2 separate regions of the Homo sapiens genome follow, and region 1 is linked to region 2. A link is a contact called in ENCODE Hi-C or POLR2A ChIA-PET data. All regions are on one chromosome and are shown on one strand. The core of a region is the stretch at or near the end of the contact, and the rest is flanking DNA. Distances in the headings are between cores, read along the strand shown. Region 1 has its middle 14 kb from the start of SRSF3. Region 2 overlaps STK38 (serine/threonine kinase 38).

What was found. A loop is a pair of places that touch in the nucleus more often than their neighbours do. ChIA-PET counts read pairs that join two places held with the same protein, here RNA polymerase II (POLR2A). Pooled maps may share reads with other maps.
Region 1: a loop to region 2 is called in a pooled map, with 2.2 times the contacts of the local background. The contact joins two enhancer-like sites. A Hi-C loop is called at or near these places in 2 of 50 pooled maps. POLR2A ChIA-PET finds 5 or more read pairs at or near these places in 14 of 52 experiments (AG04450, CD4-positive, alpha-beta T cell, CD8-positive, alpha-beta memory T cell and 9 more).

Annotation. Positions count from the first base shown.
Region 1 is chr6:36,578,118-36,581,912 of GRCh38, reverse strand. No RefSeq gene overlaps it. Among named protein-coding and RNA genes, the nearest start is that of SRSF3, 14 kb to the left of the region's middle. Within about 2 kb of position 2,057, at least 18 of the 41 ENCODE cell types and tissues checked have a DNase peak (open chromatin) inside an H3K27ac peak, as active enhancers do.
Region 2 is chr6:36,511,922-36,516,274 of GRCh38, reverse strand. It overlaps STK38 (serine/threonine kinase 38), which reads left to right. Exons shown (of 14, transcript NM_007271.4): 7 at 783-937. Among named protein-coding and RNA genes, the nearest start is that of STK38, 33 kb to the left of the region's middle. Within about 2 kb of position 1,559, at least 3 of the 41 ENCODE cell types and tissues checked have a DNase peak (open chromatin) inside an H3K27ac peak, as active enhancers do.

The DNA.
Region 1 (3,795 bases), core at 808-3,307, 65 kb before region 2:
AGCCTCGACCTCCTGGGCTCTTGCAATCCTCCCACCTCAGCCTTCAGAGTAGCTGAGACTACAGGCATGCACCACCACACCCAGCTAATTTTTTTACTTTTTGTAAAGACAAGGTCTCACTATATTGCCCAAGGTCGTCTTGAACTCCTGGGCTCAAGCAATCCTCCTGCCTCAGCCTTTCTTTTTATTTTTCTGAGATGGAATCTTGCTTCTTCACCCAGGCTGGAGTGCAGTGGTGCTATCTTCGCTCACCGCAACCTCTGCCTCCTGGATTCAAGCAATTCTCCTGCCTCGGCCTCCCCAGTAGCTGAGATTACAGGCACCACCACCGTGCCCAGCTAATTTTTGTATTTTTAGTAAAGTCAGGGTTTTGCCATGTTGGCCAGGCTGGTCTCGAACTCCTGACCTCAAGTGATCTGCCGCCTTGGCCTCCCAAAGTGCTGGGATTACAGGCTTGAGCCACCAGGCCCAGCCCTGCCTCAGCCTTTCAAAGTGCTGGGATTACAGGCGTGAGCCACCACATCCAGCCTAATTTTCTATAATTACATTTTGGTGCAAAATTAATAAAAGTTCTTTCTACTGAAGTAGAGAGCCAAAACACCTAAAAGAATGGCTTGGCTTTACAACTTTCATTTTAAATTGGTCCACAGTTAGTTTCCAACTGTTGTCAGTTAATTATCTTATTTCTCCCAATCTGGGAATGTCTCACAAACACCGAAATGTGGGAGTTTTCTGGGCACATTTGGGTAATTCTACTTTCCTGACACGCCGCCCCCCTCAACACATTTCTCCACACGCAACCACACCCCACCCACCCGACACACACATGCACACACACTAATTTTCACCCTGTCATTTTTCCTGGAGTGTACCTGACTTATAAAATGTAATTGTAGTACTTGAAACAAATGAAAACTAGGACACAGAGAAGTTAAGTAATTTGTCAAAGGTCTCACAGTTTATAAAGGATGAAGGTAGGGGCCGGGCTCAGTGGCTCACGCCTGTAATCCCAGCACTTTGGGAGGCCGAGTCAGGCGGATCACCTGAGGTCGGGAGTTCGAGACCAGCCTGAGAAACATGGAGAAACCCCGTCTCTACTAAAAATACAAAAGTAGCCGGTCGTGGTGGCACATGCCTGTAATCCCAGCTACTTGGGAGGCTGAGGCAGGAGAATCGCTTGAACTTGGGAGGCGGAGGTTGCGGTGAGCCAAGATTGTGCCACTGCACTCCAGCCTGGGGAACAAGAGCGAAACTCCGTCTCAAAAAAAAAAAAAATGGGTGAAGGTGGGATTCAAATCCCAGGTGAGACTCTGGAGCCTGGTGTCCACTTGAGGAGCAGAAAGCAGCTATGATTGGGCCACATGCAGTGGTTCACACCTGTAATCCTAGCACTTTGGGAGGCCAAGGTGGGTGGATTGCTCGAACTCAGAAGTTTGAGAACAGCCTGGCTAACGTGGCAAAACCTTGTCTCTACCAAAAATAAATAAATATATATATATAGCTGGGCGTGGTGGTGCGTGCCTGTGGTCCCAGCTACTCGGGAGGCTAACGCAGGAGAATTGCTTGAGCCCAGCCATAAGGGAGGCTGCAGTGAGCTGAGATCGCACCACTGCACTCCAGCCTGGGCAACAGAGGGACTTTATCTCAGAAAAAGAAAAAGAGAGAGAAAAAAAGAAAGCAACAATGCTTGGAAATTGCCTGCGTTTGGTGTCTCTGGGGGTGTGTGTTTGCTTTTTCAGCCCCCCCTTTCCTCCAGAGAGCCCTAAGGAACACCATGTTACATGGACAGACGTCCTTCCTCGCATGCTGGGCCCCCTGAGGCAGCACAGTTCCTGAGCTCCAAGACTCTTCCCCGTTTTGATTTCAGCCCCACCCTCCCTTCCCACTCAGTGGTGCCTGGACTTCAATGCCTGCCTCGTGTGTGTTACCTTATTTGGTTCTCAGACCTACAGAGAGGTCTGGCAAAGGATCCAGGCTAGAATAAAAGGATTGCTTGTGCAGCTGGAAGATGAGAAACCTTTGTTTCGGTGACCCTAGCTTGCACTCTGGAACTCACAAATACAGGGAAGTAAGTTTAGCCTCAAAAGCAACAACAAGAAGCAACTGAAGAGGGCAGAGTGGAGATGTCAGGATGTCACAATCTTTAGTGTGTGCTTAATTCTGTGTTTTGAAAGATATTTGTCTGTTTAGCTCCAGTATGGCTTTCTTTTTTTCCTGAGTTTCTAGAGTTTACACACTAATTTAGTTTGTAGCCAAGAAAACTCAGGCCCAGCAAGTGATAGCTGTCATAATTTCGCATAAGCTTGTGTGTAGCATTTACCACTTTTTTTTTCTTTTCTTTTTTTTTTTTTTTTTTTGAGATGGAGTCTCACTCTGTCACCCAGGCTGGAGTGCAGTGGCATAGTCTCAGATCACTGCAACCTCCACTTCCCAGACTCAAGCGATTCTACTGCCTCAGCCTCCCAAGTAGCTGAGTTTACAGGCGCCTGCCACCATGCCTGGCTAATTTTTGTATTTTTAGTAGAGCTGAGGTTTCACCATGTTAGCCAGGCTGGTCTCCAACTCCTGACCTCAAGTGATACACCCACACTGGACTCCCAAAGTGCTGGGATTATAGGTATGAGCCACTGTGCCTGGCCCATTTACTACTTTTTTTTTTTTTTTTTTGTGACAGAGTCTCACTCTGTTACCCCAGGCTGGAGTGCAGTGGTGCAATCTCGGCTCACTGCAACATCTGCCTCCTGAGTTAAAGAGATTCTCCTGCCTCAGCCTCCTGAGTAGCTGGGATTACAGGTGTGCAACACCTGGCCCGGCTAATTTTTTGTATTTTAAGTAGAGACGGAGTCTCACCATGTTGGCCAGGCTGGTCTCAAACTCCTGACCTCAGGTGATCCACCCGCCTCGGCCTCCCAAAGTGCTGGGATTACAGGTGTGAGCCACTACGCCTGGCTCATTTACTACTTTTTAAACCTGGTTCAGAGCATCTCTCTCTCAATCTCCCTCTCTTTCTGGCTGTCTTTCTGTCTCTATCTTTTTTTCTCTCTCTCTCCTCTACACATGCACACACTCATGCATACACACACACACACACACTCATTTAATCCTTGAAACTCAGGTAAATGTTATTATCTCCATTTTATAGAGGAAAACAACTGAGGCACAAGAGATTAAAACACTTGCCAAAGGTCACAGAGCTCAGAATTACCAGAGCCAGATTAGACCCCTGCAGTCAGGCTACCTAACCATAGACCCATACTGCCTCTGGGGCCCAGCAGATGTCTGAGTCCTTATCTTACTGGACTCACAGCATCTCAGCCTGTTAATTCTCCCTCCCAGTTTCCACATTCCCATCTCTCTGGCTCCTCTTCCTTAGTGCCCTCCAGAGTGCTCTTCCTCCTCTGCCTGCTAATGCAGGGGGCCCGCGGGATTCCCTCCCGTGCCCCTTCCCAGCTCCCCGTGTGCTCTCTCCATGAGGGACTTCATCTGCTTTCAGGACCTCTGTTCTCTGCTTTATCTTTGGAGGAGTGGGGGCTCTCCCCGACCCCTGAGCCATATATCCAACACACATGCTTCTTTCTCATGTCCCCAACGTGCTTCAGACCTCCAATTCACTATCTTTCCATTCTGTGTCCCATATCAGAGTGTCACTGCCTCCTGGTCACTCTCGACTGACCATGGGCCTCATGGCCTTCATACCTGGCCCCCGCCTACCTCCAAGGCATCTCGTATTTCCTCTCCAGAAACAAGCTGTGTATCCCTGCATTCAGTCCCCTCTACCTGGAATGCTCTAATCTG
Region 2 (4,353 bases), core at 310-2,809:
ATTAGAAATGATGAAATTTTGACTTTGCAGAAAACTAACGAGGTTACCTTTTAACTGCTAGAATACTGATACTGTGTTTTAAAAGTTACATAAAGGGTACTAGTGTCCATTTAAATACCTATAATAACGCACTAGAGAAAAAAAAGCACTGACCTTGAGAGGTGTTCATTGTACTCTTCCAGGAGGCAGTTATTGCACATTCTAGTGTATAGCATTTTCAGTTCATTTTTAGCTTTTGTTGACTAATGCTTTGCTACCCAAGTCCTTCCTTTTTATTTGTTTGTGTTCTGTGAATAGAAGTTGGAAAGCTTGTTTTCAGCCTGCCCGAGTGTTTACATTTTTATTTGGCATTTCAGCCTCTCTATAACAATACATAGATTGTATGTGGAAGTGCCATTTAGTTACAGATGCAGAAAAGCTTGCAGATACTTGTTCAGGCAAAGTGAAAAGTAAAGTAGCATTTTACCCCGAGTCCAAAAAATTATCCTAAGCAAATACAGTTGTTTTTTAAAGTGTGGGAGAAATTTTCTTTTTCTCTCAAAAGTAAAATAGAAATCACAGCTTAGTGGTCAACCTTAGCTAGCTTAGGTGTGAAAATCCCATTTCTTCCCATGTTGGCCATGTGGGTCTATCTCTGGCACACAGAAGAGGTCTGTTTAGCCGCCTTATTTTGGCAGATAGGGAAGACATATCTGAAAATTGGTACTCACTCGTATGTTGTGTGTGTGTGTGTGTGTGTGTGTGTGTGTGTGTGTGGTGGCTTTGTATCTTCTTGTTTCCAGGGGACATGATGACCTTGTTGATGAAAAAAGACACTCTGACAGAAGAGGAGACTCAGTTTTATATAGCAGAAACAGTATTAGCCATAGACTCTATTCACCAACTTGGATTCATCCACAGAGACATCAAACCAGACAACCTTCTTTTGGACAGCAAGGTATTGGGGGGGCATTGGCATGAACTATGCACGTTTACTGATCTGAGCAGCCTCTGCTTTAACACCTGCACCCCTGTGGTCATCCCAGTGGGCGAGCTGTGACCTGCCTTGTCATGATTTTCCTTTTTTTTTTAAACAGGTAAGTTTGCTGTCACTTCCTTTCTCTGAAAGGCTATGGTTCTGTAATTTGGTTGAACATTTCTCTTAAAAATAAAGGAAACTTGAAAATAAGAGCAAAATTGATGTAGAGGGCAATTTTGTAATAAAGCCAAAGATAGTCACCTTCTCTTAGCATATAATTAACTGTGTTACTAATACATCACCTATCTAGAGCCCTTCTGTTGGGCAACCTCATCAGTTAATGAGGAACCCAGCCAAGAAGCAGGAAATGCAGTAACAACAAGAACCTGTAACAAAGTCCAGGTTCCAAATCATGCTCTCTGCTTAAAGAAGAGTCCTGCCCAGCCTCTTTTTTTTTTTTTTTTTTTTGAGATGAAGTCTCACCCTGTTTGCCCAGGCTGGAGTGCAGTGGCGCGATCTTAGCTCACTGCAACCTCCGCCTCCTGGGTTCAAGCGATTCTCATTGCCTCAGCCTCCCAAGTAGCTGGGATTACAGGCATGCACCACCACGCCCCTGCCCAGCCTCTTAAATGGCCTGTTTATTTTTATTTTTAGACATGCAGATAAGCGTAGTTGCCTAGTTCCTAAACTTACAGCAAATTAGAAGATAATCCCTGTGCTGCCAACTAACTTGCTAGATAACCCTTGGCAAATCTCTTTACCACCTGGATCTCACTGTTCTTATCCGTAAAGTGAAAATACTGATCTAGGAAACCCCTAAAATCCCGTTCACCTCTAAAACTCTAGAATGTTGTTTTCTGTTAAGCAGACTTGTTGTCTTGACTGAATTTTTCTTGTAAGGTGAAAAGTAAATTTATTTTCTAGGGTATTTTTCTTCTTTGAAGTCTTTTGGTGACTTTTTTGCTTTGCTGTCCTTGAAAAACCTGAAGTTGTTTTTTTTTTTTTGAGACGGTCTCATTCTGTCATCCAGGTTGAAGTGCAGTGGCACAGTTATAGCTCACTGCAATCTAATTCTTGGGTTCAAGGGATCCTCTTGCCTCAGCCTCCTGAGTAGTTGGGACTATAGGTGCATACCACTGTACCTTTTTTTTTTTTTTTTTTTGAGACGGAGTCTCGCTCTGTCGCCCAGGCTGGAGTGCACTAGGGCAGTCTCGGCTCACTGCAAGCTCTGCCTCCCGGGTTCACACCATTCTCCTGCCTCAGCCTCTCGAGTAGCTGGGACTACAGGCGCCCGCCACCACACCCAGCTAATTTTTTGTATTTTTAGTAGAGACGGGGTTTCACGGTGTTAGCCATGATGGTCTCGATCTCCTGACCTTGTGATCTGCCCGCCTTGGCCTCCCAAAGTGCTGGGATTACAGGCGTGAGCCACCAAGCCTGGCCTTTTTTTTTTTTTTTTTTTTTTTTTAATTTTTAGTAGAGATGAGGTCTCGCTTTGCTGCCCAGGCTGGTCTCAAACTGCCTGGTTTAAGTGATCCTCCCACCTCAGCCTCTCAAAGTCCTGGGATTACAAGTGTGAGCCACCACCTGCTTTTTTCTTCATTATAATGTGCAGAAGTGGAGTAGAATAGTGGACATCAAAGGCTAGAGAGTGTAGCAGAGACGGGGATATGGGAAGAGCCTGGTTAAAAAAAAGGCCGGGGCCGGGCATGGTGGCTTACGCCTGTAATAATCCCAGCACTTTGGGAGGCCGAGGCAGGCGGATCACGAGGTCAGGAGATCGAGACCATCCTGGCCAACATGGTGAAACCCCATCTCTACTAAAAATACAAAAATCAGCTGGGCGTGGTGGAGTGTGCCTGTAGTCCCACCTACTTGAGAGGCTGAGGCAGGAGAATCACTTGAACCCGGGAGGTGGAGGTTGCAGTGAGCTGAGATCATGCCACTGTGCTCTAGCCTGGTGACAGAGCGAGACTCCTTCTCAAAAAAAAAAAAAAAAGGCCAGACGCAGTGGCTCACACCTGTAATCCCAGCACTTTGGGAGGCCAAGGTGGGTGGATCACGAGGTCAGGAGCTCAAGACCAGCCTGGCCAACATGATAAAACCTTGTCTCTACTAAAAATACAAAAATTAGCTGGGTGTAGTGATGGGCACCTGTAATCCCAGCTACCTGGGAGGTGGAGGCAGGAGAATCACTTGAACCCAGGAGGCGGAGGTTGCAGTGAGCTGAGATCGTACCACTGCACTTTAGCCTGGGGGACAGAGCAAGACTCCATCTAAAAAATAATAATAATAATGCATAAACATGGTAGAAAATTTGAACATTACAGACAGTATTAAAGAAGAAAAATTACGCTGGCCAGGCGCGGTGGCCCACGTCTGTAATCCCAGCTCTTTGGTAGGCCAAGGCAGGTGGATTACCTGAGGTCAAGAGTTGGAGACCAGCTTGGACAACATGGTGAAACCCCATTTCTACTAAAAATAAAAAATTAGCTGGGTGTGGTGGCACGTGCCTGTAATCCCAGCTACTCGGGAGGCTGAGGCAGGAGAATCAGCTTGAACCTGGGAGGCGGAGGTTGCAGTGAGCCAAGATCGTGCCACTGCACTCCAGCCTGGCCAACAGAGCGAGACTCCATCTCAAAAAAAAAAGAAGAAAGATTACCTATAATCTAATCACTGAAAGATAACCATTTTGTTGTAATCACTTTGATGCCTTTCTGTTTGTGTCAATCATTTATATAAAGTTGGCATCCTAAAAGTAAATAGCTTTGTATTCTGTGTAAACATTAAAATATTAATGCTAGATATTTTCCTGTGTCATTAATGTCAGATATATGTTTAATAAAGCACTGGCCCTACCTTGTGTGATTCAAAGTTCAGATGCCCTGGTTGGTGCCCCAGGTAGCTTAGTGCTGGCTTCTTTGTCCCCTGTAGTCTATGTTCAGATCCAGCAACCATATTAAAGAACTTGAGGATTCGGTCTAACTGAAGAGGAATGGGGGATCCTGTTAGGTGCAGGTTTGCCCTTTATATTATGCTAGCTCACACTTGTAGCAAAATGTTCTCATAAGCAGGTTGATTTGTGTTCAGCCACATAGATTATAGTCCTAAAAATGTAGGAGTTTTGAGTTCCTGTTGCATATTCAGAATAGCTATAGAATTCCCTGAAAGGCTAGGCTTGAATAGCATTTGCTCCAGGAACTGCTTTTAAAAAGTTTTACTTTCTTTCTTTCTTGCTTTTTTTGTTTGTTTGTTTTTGAGGTGGAGTCTCACTCTGTCACCCAGGCTGGAGTGCAGTGATGTGATCTTGGCTCACTGTGACTTCTGCCTCCCAGTTTCAAGCAATTCTCCTGCCTCAGCCTCCCAAGTAGGTGGGATTACAGGCGTGCACCACC